Regions from separate parts of the Homo sapiens genome. Here region 1 is linked to region 2. Evidence: read pairs that join two places in POLR2A ChIA-PET (ENCODE). Cell type or tissue: IMR-90. All regions are shown on one strand. Links, peaks and the distances in the headings refer to the core of each region. The heading gives the core; the rest is flanking DNA.

Region 1 (5,380 bases), core at 95-5,094, 500 kb after region 2:
AAACCTCACTTCTGAATTTTAATTCTAAGTAAAAAAGATAAGGTGCCATGAATGTGTCACCAAATGAAATAAGATGCTGCTTCATTCAATATTTTTCACTGACAGGTTTTTTTCCCCCTTTACTCATTGAGCTTTCCTTCAGAAGCAATGTATTCTTTGACAATACTTAGAGTTTGGAAGAGGTGAGATATCATTAAATAAAAATTGTCATCACTCCTAAACATCACTCTACAATATGTCTGAATTCAAAACATCCCAGTATAGTCCAAAATACCCCATTTCTAACAGCATGTTTCACCCTTAACTGAAATGTGTTTAAGGGAAAAATAATGAGCTATTGGGTAGCAATGAGAGCATTGATTTATGGTACCTTGATTAAGGGAGGCTTTGTGACACCAAGATTTTGAATGGTTCCTTTGTTTGACATCCATGAGCAATGCACCATACTATGATTCAAGACAGGCGAGAGATACACTTTTCTTTTGTAAACTAGGAGAAGGAAAATTATTAAAGGAGCCATAGGAAAGGAGACATTGGGAAAGAGTAAATGTGGAAGTTTAGTTCTGGAAATGGATTCTCTTAGATCCATTTTACCTGAATTATTTTGGAAAGTGCTCACAGACCCAAGGACACACATACCCTAATAAAACTATTGTTTGAAGCCACTGGAGTCTACTTCATACACCATCAGCTGAACATGATTCCTAAATGATAAACTATAATCTTTATGTTATAGGATTGTTGTGTAGGTTTAATGAGATAATGTATGTAAGTTCCTTAGCAACCATTACTTGGCATGTAATAAAAATGCAATGATAAGCTACTTATTGATCATCACTTTGATCATCACCAACTGAATGAATACATTCATTCATTCAAATATTTATTGCATAAAAGCAATTCTCAAGGTGTTTTATGGTATACTCTGATGGCCTTTACCACTGAACAAGTGTTCAAGAGGGGACTTCTTAGTTTGGAACAAAGAGCAGAAGGTGGTGAAACCTGGATTCTTGCCTCAGCTCAAACTTTGGGAGCTGTGACATCTTGGGTTTTGGTTTCATCATCATCTGCCCAAATTTTTCACTGGGTTGATCAAGAACTTAATAAGAAAGTGAACATGAAATCTTTCTGAAATACTGCAGAATGTGCAAGGAACCCCCCACCTCCCACTTTTTTTTTTTCAAAGTCCAGTTTCCAGGCTTAAAAGGAACCCTTAAGATGCCATCTCAATCCCTATGGGCCAAAGTTCCTCTTCATACACTGGTCTCAAGCCCTTTTTGCCTCTAGACTCTTCATGTGAGAACACTCTTCCATAAATAACAGCTTTCATTAGACACTATAATTCCCACACAGGGAAGATAGACACAGCAAAACCAGGGAGAGGTAGGTGGGGAAGGAGTTGGGACAGCTAGTTTGTAAAAGCCTCTTGTGGAATCAACAGCCTTCTCCCTGGAGAGACGGTTCTTCCTCCATCTCCCATGAAACTACTGCTTGGCCCAGCATTCCCCAGAGTGTGGACCAAGGGGCACAAATGCCATGAAAGGTGGATCTAGATGGAAGGCAGGAAGGGCAGTGAATAAGAGTGTATCATGAGGCAAGATTGCTGTTCCCCTTTCAATTCTCCTCACCACTGCTGATGACTTCTCTAACTTTGGTTCATCTCGAATTTTGACAAGGAGAAAACTTGTCTTTGGGCAGGTAGTCTTTAGTTAATTTTTTAATTAATAGTTTGGTTTTCATTGTGTTTTTTTTTTCAGTTATCTCCTACTTATGGCAAGGGATATGCCGTAAGTAGTAGCTAACACTTACCAAGTACTAAGCCGTGTTGTGAATCATTTCTTTCTTTTTTAGTAGAGATGTTGCTGAGGCTGGCCTCGAACTCCTGGGATCAAGTGATCCTCCCACCTCAGCCTCCCAAGTAGCTGGGATTACAAGTATGAGCCACTATGCCCAGCTATTTTTTTTATTTAAATTTTTTTAGAGACAGAGCCTTGCTGTGTTACCCAGGTTGGTCTCAAACTCCTGGTCTCAAGCGATCCTCCTGCCTTGGCCTCCCAAAGTGTTGGGATTACAGGCATGAGCCACTGCACCCAGCCTGAAGCTAATTCTTAAGTAAAGAATAAAAAGTAAAGGTACTATGTGGATGCATAAAAATTGAGACAGAGGTCCTCAAAAGATCCAACTTTGGGAAATATCAGTTTAGCCCAGGCTCCACTGTCCTGCCCCAAGGGCTGACAGTCTGGCAGAAAGTCAGTGCAGAGCTGGCTGGACTGAAGGAAGAAAGGAGAAGCCCCTTTGGTTCTCCATTTAAAGCCATGGAAGAATGGCCCACCTGGATATGGACTGACTTATATTCTTTTATCCCTCTTGTATTTTTCACCATGCAATTGTATTACCAATTTGAACAATGTGATGTGATATAATCTGATACAATATAAACCAGAGCTTTTTCCAGTAAACCTAGCATGGCAGGTAAGGGTCATTAGGATTAATGGATTAACACATGTCAAGCATTTAGGATAGGGCCTAGTGCCATGTAAGTGCACTTATAAGGGTATTGGGGGGTGAAGGTGGTTAACAGAAGCTGAGATGGGCTGAGGGTTGTGGAGGAGGAGCTCTCTCACAGTCCTGGAAGAGGCAAGTCCTCAATGAGCTCCATCCATGGTAGCTCAACAATGGGCCTGTCTGTTGTGGTTCAGGACTCACTTCATTCTGGGCAGTTGCATGGATCTGCCAGCGTGGGCTGGGGATGTGAAACATTCTGCCTGGGTGCCTGGACAGCCGCCAATGATCCGAGCCTCTATGCATTGCCAGCTGCAGGACCTCACCTCCACAGGAGTGGAACATTGATAAGTTCCTGAATGAACACTCATCAAATCCTTGCCCTGTGTTGAGGGCTGCATGCAGCTGGCTGATGAATTGGGAAAGTATGTGTTTCCAGACACCACCACCATCAGGCAGAAGTGAGCTGTTAAAGCCAGAGGAGATGGATCCTTCTATATTTCTTTAAAAAATTATTTTTAAATTCATTTTTAAAATTTTACTTTTTTGGAGGGGGTACATATGGTAATTTAATATATTAATATAGTTTTTTTTTTTTTTTGAGACGGAGTCTTGCTCTGTTGCCCAGGCTGGAGTGCAGTGGCGCGATCTCGGCTCACTGCAAGCTCTGCCTGCCAGGTTCACGCCATTCTCCTGCCTCAGCCTCCCGAATAGCTGGGACAACAGGTGCCTGCCACCACGCCCGGCTAATTTTTTGTATTTTTAGTAGAGACGGGGTTTCACTGTATTAGCCAGGATGGTGTCTATCTCCTGACCTCGTGATCCGCCTGCCTCAGCCTCCCAAAGTGCTGGGATTACAGGCGTGAGCCACCACGCCCAGCCCATTCATATAATTTTTAAAGACCAAATCTGTGTATATGGGATATCCATTGCCTTAAATATTTGTCTTTTCTTTATGCTAGAAACATTCAAATTATTCACTTCTAGCTATTTTGAAGTGCACAATAAATTATTGTAAAATGTAGTCACCCTCCTGATCTATTGAACCAGCTCTTATTTCTTCTATACTTATTAGACAGACCAATAGACGGAGAGAACAGGATTAGGCAGGAACCCAGGCAGCTCAGTGAGCTCGAGTGCTTGGAGCTTGGACGTGCTTACATGCTTCTGATAGGCCCTTACCTTCTGCAGAGCTCCTCCATTTGTAGAATATCCACAGGCATGTTGGTAGTTCAAGGACAGAGCTTGTATAGAATGAACATGGCCAAATCACTGATTAGCCATCCAACCCCAGACAAAACATTTTTCCCTTTGGGCCTGATATGGTTTGGCTGTGTCCCTACCCAAATCTCATCTTGAATTGTAGTCCCCATAATCCCCACATGTCCTGGGAAGGACCATTCAATTATCTCCCATGTGTGTGGCAGGTAATTGAATCATAGGGGCATTTTCCCCCATGCTATTCCCATGATAGTGAGTAAGTTCTCACGAGATCTGATGGTTTTATAAGGGGCCTCCCCCTTAACTCTGCTCTCATTCTTCTCCCTCCTGCTGCCATGTGAAGAAGGATGTGTTTGCTTCTCCTTCTGCCATGATTTTAAGTTTCCTGAGACTTCTCCAGCCCTGCAGAACTGTGAATCTTTTCAATTTACCCAGTTTCAGGCAGTTCTTTATAGTAGCGTGAGAATGGACTAATACACAGCCTCTGCATCCTCATCTGTAAAATGCAAGTTGTAATTAGTACCTAACTTAAATGGTTGTTGTGTGGGTCAAATTAGATAAGGCAGGACAGGTGCCTGGCACACTGAGGGTGATGCTGCTCTGGGCAGGCAGGACCAGGGGACTGGGCTGCAGGAGGTGAAGCTCCTACCCTCTGACACATGGCTGCTAAAAGGACAGAGCCCTTTTTTCAAGCCCAGTGGCCTCTACCTTAGGAAATATGTCCCCACTATGGTGTGATGTCCAGCCTCTGAAGTGCCATAAAATGAAACAGTGAAGTTCAAGACTCAGAAGTCAGCCTGTGATTTCTATAAGTTCAGATAGACAAGAATTTGGTTTATTTGATTTACATCAATGTTATGGACAGAAATGTGACCGAAGTCTTCGGAGTCTTCAGTTAGAGGTGAGCAGGGGCTTAGTAAACTGAATAAAGAGAAGCTTTATTTGCATCTCCATGGCTAAAATGAATCATACGGGTTTTAAATGAGATGTTCCACTTGTTATGCAGTGCCTCAGAAAATGCATCTAAACTTCCACATATATGTTAGATGTACCCAGGCTCAGAAAAGGGTCTTTTGTGGTGCGAGACTTACACAGACAGTTCAGCATGAGGCTCTGGAAACTGCTTAGGTTCAAATTCTGGCTACACCTCTATACCAGGAGCTGGGTAGCCTTCTGGCACACTTCAGCTTCCTCATGTGCAAGATGGTGCTGAGAGTGGTGTCTATTTCACAGGGGATCTATCAATGGAAATGGGGCTCAACAGAATCTAAGCTAGATAAGGCATTTAGCACAGGGCCTGGCAAACAAGATGAGCTCCATGATCATAGCTATTATCATAATTAAGACACAAAGTCTCAGTTAAACTTACAAAGCTCTATCCTTGACAGCCAAAGTATGAACACATTGTTCTTCCCAGCTGTGGACTTGAATGCTGGCTGAGACTGGAGCCTTGGTTTCTGAGCTCACAGATGTCTCCTACCTTCATGAAGCCAGCCTCTGCATTTTGTGTGGCTCTGAATTCTCCCCGCTCCTGCCCTCCCCAGCCTGCTGCCCTCCCTAGCCTGCTGCCATCCCGCCTCAGGCTCAGCACAGTGGGTTCTACCTAATGGTCTGCCCGCCAGCATTTAATATGCCATGCATCAATTGGGGGAGGTTG
Region 2 (5,380 bases), core at 78-5,077:
CCAGACCAATCACTCTTCCCCTCTTTTGTTATCTTCATTGCAATTGTCACTGTCCCAGGTCATCTGGCACCTCTGGTTTCATTTTCATTTTGGTTTTGGTTGCTTTCTGATTTATTCTCTGTCCTCCCCAGCTAAAAAAGTAAGCTTTCTGAGGATAGGGACCTTGACTATCTCATTCTCTACTCTCTCCCCGTGGCCTAGGATGCTGCCCCATCACCTCTGCCATCTGTTGGATGAGCAATGAGTGTTTGTCTTCCACAAATTCTATAAACTCCATGACAGGATTAGTGTGATTAGTGTGTCTGTGTCCCTGGAGCCTTGCTCAGTTTCCAGGACAGAGCAAGCTCTTAATAAATTCACTGCCTGTAGCTCTCTCTGTGTTACAGGTGAGAAAGCACCCTTTGGAGAACTTCTAAGATCATCCAGGTTTTCATCTAAAGGCAGCACTGTCAGCTTCTCTCTCTCTCTTTCTCTCTCTCTCTCTCACAAATACACACACACACTCTCTTTCTCATACACACAGTCTCTCTCTGTCTCTCTCTCACACACACACAGTCTCTCTCTGTCTCACACACACACACTTCTCTCTCACACACACATACACACACTGTCTCTCAAAAACACACACACAAACACACACACATTCTCTCTCACACAAACACACATGCACACACAGTCTCTCACACACACACATACACAAACTGTCACTCACACACACACACATACACACATACACACACACATACTCTGTCTCTCTCTGTCTCTCTCTCTCTCCTTGGAAGTCCCCTACATTTATTCACATGTTCATTTTGCAACATTTACTGTGCGCTTGCTGTGACTCAGGCTCTACTCTGACCCTGGAGGTGCGATGCTGAGCAAGCCAGTGCAGCCCTACCCTTGCAGAGCTGACATCCTGGTGGAGACACCCCTTTTTGTCTGTACCTATCCTAAACCATCTCTGGCAGAGCAGCAAAACACATCCCTTTTCTAAGTCTTAGTTTCCTTACTGTCTGATGGGGGCAAAATCTAACCTATCAGGCTGGAAGCCCCAGGGCCAAATATGAGATCTGAGAAATTATTTTGGAAAGGAGAGGCCCCATAGTGTCTCTAGCCTGTCCCTTTTCCTAGTCCCCCTCTGCTCTCTGACTACACCCTCTCCTGTCTCTGCCCATGTCCTAGTGTCCCCATTAGATGAACAGACCTGAACTCAAACCCACCTCTGTGTGCGAACATAAAAAAAATCACCTAGCCTTGCAAAGCCTGCACTTCCTCGTCTGCAAGATGGAGATAATATTGTCTACACACCGGTGTGGGAAGGATAGAACGGGACATGCTTCATAAAGTTCCTGGCAGTCTCCAGGCACTCAGTCATGTTTCTGCTCCCCTGGAATACCCTCATTCCTCCAACTGCCTAATGCCTGCCCATCCCTCAAAGTCCAAGCCAAGTGCCTCTCTTGAGAAGCCCCCTGACCCCCTTCCTGGAGTCCCTCACATGCCCACCTTCTGTCCACACTGCCCAACCCTGTTAGCCACTCTCCGTTTTCCTCCAGGGCACACGTTTGGAGCAATAATCAGACCAGTCCTCAGCATCCCCTACAGTGCCTGATGCTGCTGGACATCACTGATGTGCCCCGGCAGGGGCTCAGACAGAATTTTGATTCACATTTGCTCCCTGACCACCTACTCCCACCAGGCACTGTGCCAGGTTCTGGGGGCACAGCAATGATGTGGTTTCCAAGCCAAAGGCACTCACATCTAGGAAAGACACAGACACACTAGCAAACCCCTCCCGTGCAGTGTTGCACAGGAGAAATTGGGAGGCCTTCCTAGAAGAGCAGAGCTTTCAAGGAGACTTTCTTGGCTGAGTGAAAACATTCACTGTATCAATGTGTTCCTGGAAAGGTTCACAGGGATTAGCGTTTCCACTGGCATCTACCGTCAGTCCACGAGTCCTTAATCCTGACTTCTTAATTGGTGACGGCTAGGTTCTGGTTGTCTGGTCCCTGGTTCTTGATCATGTAATTTAAGATTTGTAAACACACAAATGGGATGGAGTCAGAGACTGTTTACTTCTGGGACCCTTCGTGCCAGTAGGAGGGTTGCTGACCTGAGTCACCCCTTCCTTACTAGGTTTGTTTGAAAAACTAGAATTGTATTGCTTATATATTTTCCAAAACACTCAAAAGGCAGAATGTTTGTCTTGAAAGCTCTTTCTTATCCAGTAAGAAAATATTTTATCCACACATCAATGTCATTTTCCCCATTTGTTGGAGAGGAAGCTGAGACAGAGGGAGGACTGACGGGCCCAGGTTTCCCCAGTGGATCAGTGCTGGGCCAGGACTAGAACCAGGCGCCTGTTGTGCAGCCCAGGACTCTACCTGCATCCTCTGCCCTCACACCAGGGCCCCTGGGAGAGGAGGCATTGCTGTGGGTTTGTCTTAATCAACTCTTTCCTGCCTCCCTGAGAGGAAGGCCTTCTCCCTTCCCAGCCAGTGGGGAAGAGCAGCCCTTCCACCTTCTGAAGGCCAGGGAGGGAGGCGAGGTGGCGCTGAGGGATGAAAGCAGAGCTCCCAGGGAGGTCTGTGAACTGATGGAGGGTTGGTGCCACTGTGCTTGGGAGGCAGTCATTTAGCTTAATAACTGTGAATTGGGGGCTGCAGCCATGACACAGCCATCCCCGGCCCCCCACAGGGAGACTGCTGAGCTGAGCTCTTAGCAGGGCCACCCCTCCCAGGGTGCCCTTTGTGGGAAGAACAGCAATTGCCTGCTTTTGATGTCTGTTCTTATCTAGTCACTGGAGCCGCAGCCCTAACAGTCATCTCCTGGCGCCTGTCCCAAATGCAGGAGCCATTCCTACCACCCCTGCTGGTCCCTGCAGGCCCCAGGGTCTGTGTCGTCAGGATGTGCCACAGTGCTGGCCAAACTGGGTGCAGCTCCAGTGGTGCAGGCTCACATGCAATCTGCCCACCAGCAGAAGAATGACAGCAGCCAGGTGGTGAAACCAGGGCCCTGAGCATAAAACCCAACCTCCTGGGCTGGCACTCGAGATTTTGCCATTCTCCAACCCCAGCCTGGCTTCCAGCAGTCCTGGCTATGCTGTTCTCCTTGTCTAGAATGCCGCAGCCCTTACCCACTGCCATATCCAAGCCCTCTATCAAATCCCAGTCCTAGAGTCTGCCACCAGGAAGCCTTCCATGATTGCTCCAGGCCGCCAAGCTGTCCCTCTCCTGTGAATGGCAATAAAACTTTCTATCTGTCCCACTTACTTCAGACTTATGACATACATGTCTTATTCTCATTTCGTTAGTTATCTTTCATGTAGGCTCACTGAATGCTGACCTGGGCTGTAAGCTCCAGGGCAGCAGGGACTCTGTTTGATTCTCCTCTGAGACCCCAGGGCATTGCATATGTCTTATCACAAAGTGGTACTCCACATATATTTGCTGTTTGCCTCAATTGGGCAGATAGGCCCTGCCAATTTAAACTCAAAGGAGAAAGATTGTATAAATTCGTCCACAACTGAATTCTAGGATGTCTACAAAGAAATGCAGGTTATTTCTTTTGTGCACATGAACAGAGACTTACCTCATGCCTCTTTCTAGAATCCCCTACCCATTTTTCCACCTGGAGAACTCCTGATCTACCCTCAGTGCCCAGCTTGAACATGAGTCTCTCTGGGAAGCCTTCTTTGAATCCTCCAGGCTGACTCATCACGTCCTTTTTACGACCTACAGAAAAACCTGCATTTGAATTCTGTTATGGGCTGAATTGTGTTCACCCCAAAAGACGTGCAAATCCTAGCCCTGGTACCTGTGAATATGACCTTATTTGGAAATAGGGTTCTTGCACATGATCAAGTTAAGATGAGGCTGTTAGGGTGGCTTTAATCTAGTGTGACTGGTGTCCTCGGACTCAAAGACAGAAACACATAGAGGGGAGACAAGGTGAAGACAGAGAATGCCGTCTACAAGTCAAGGAGTGCCTAAGGCTACCAGAAGTCAGGGGAGAGGCATGGAACAGATTTTCTCTCAACCCTCAGGAGGAACTGAACCTTCTAACACTTAGATTTCTGACTTCTGGTTTTCAGAACAATGACACAATACATTCCTATTGTTTAAGCCTCCTAGTGTGTGGTACTTTTGTTATGGCAGCCTTAGCAAACTCATACAAATTCTGCATTTGCCTCTTACTAGCTGGTTGACCCTTGGCAAGCTACTTAAATCTCTGAGTCTCGGTCTCCTCTTTAAAACGGGCATGGCAAATCTCCTTCAAGCCCCCTTCTCTTTTCCCATCATCACACAACGAACCTACATTCCCAGCAACCCTTGCAGGTAGGTGTGGCCAGGTGGTTAAGTTCTGGCCCATAGACCATGGGGTAGAAGCCATGTACCCAGCCCAGCCCAGAAACTGTCCACACAGTCCTCCACACTCGCTCTCACTTCTTCATCTGCAGGCAGAGAACCATGTGGCCCTGGGAGGTGGCAGAGCTACAAGATAGAAAGAACCTGGGCCCCTGATTGACTGCAAGGAGGCTCCCCCTGTGGAGTACTATATTGAACTAGTTCATAAAATGCTGAGGTTTATGCAAAAGCTGTTAATATACTCTAATATAAATATTAGTCATGTAATAGTCTCATGAGCATCAGAAATGTTATGGTAGGCAGTTAATACCATGTTTTTAATATTTTTATATTTGAACTGCCCCACCACCTAACACAAACCAGCACAAAATAGGGTATGAAAAATGCTCACTGAATTTTTGTCAGTTAAAGAGCACTGCCATGGATGCAACTGGCTGGGGCTGGTGTGGCAGGCACTAAAGGAATTCACCAAGACAGTCATAGGTAAAGAAAGGCAAATTTATTAGAGAAAGGGTTGCAAGGGTGCAAAGGGCAGCACAGCAGAGAAGGGGCTGCCTGCAAAGGGGCTGGAGGGAAGTTTTATAAGGTTGTGCTGGAAAGGTTACATGTGGAACAGGGTTTTGGGAACAGGATGTTGTGCTAGCAGGTTGTTTTTGATGAGCTGTCTCCCAGAGCAATTGTTCTCCCCCACCTAGAATTCCTTCCTCCTTGTTGCTTTCTTATCTTGTCAGGATTTCACAAGCACTAGCATCAGAAGTTCTTGGTTGGTTCCAGCTCTGCCCCAATCTTAGGCCAAAGGTTTAACTCTTCCAGTCCTCAATTACTTTGCTTATAAAATGAAAGGGTTAAATAAGACCAAAAATCACATCCATGCTACAGCTCACTAATCAATGAAGGCTTGCTTTCCCCCCAGCCAGCCAAGACTGCCTCAGAATCCCTCTTAACACAAAGCCCTAGAGAGCCCCTCCCAGCCTGAGTTGGCCCTCTAGACAATACACATTAGCCATCTCTGAACACCG

What was found. ChIA-PET counts read pairs that join two places held together with the same protein. Peaks named below come from ENCODE experiments on the same cell type or tissue, not always from the same donor. Only the 100,000 strongest peaks of a DNase experiment are listed, where the experiment ranks them.
Region 1: POLR2A ChIA-PET joins it to region 2 with 15 read pairs; 1 of 35 experiments calls an interaction of 5 or more read pairs at or near these places.

Annotation. Positions count from the first base shown.
Region 1 is chr10:77,690,423-77,695,802 of GRCh38, reverse strand. No RefSeq gene overlaps it. Among named protein-coding and RNA genes, the nearest start is that of KCNMA1, 55 kb to the right of the region's middle. In IMR-90, for the core only: a CTCF peak has its summit at 2,939; a DNase peak (open chromatin) is centred at 2,862; H3K27me3 peaks cover 1,798 bases.
Region 2 is chr10:78,192,536-78,197,915 of GRCh38, reverse strand. It overlaps LOC105378375 (a long non-coding RNA gene), which reads right to left. Exons shown (of 4, transcript XR_946096.3): 4 at 4,842-5,189. Among named protein-coding and RNA genes, the nearest start is that of LINC00856, 53 kb to the left of the region's middle. In IMR-90, for the core only: no CTCF peak of the experiment used is centred there; a DNase peak (open chromatin) is centred at 805; H3K27ac peaks cover 394 bases.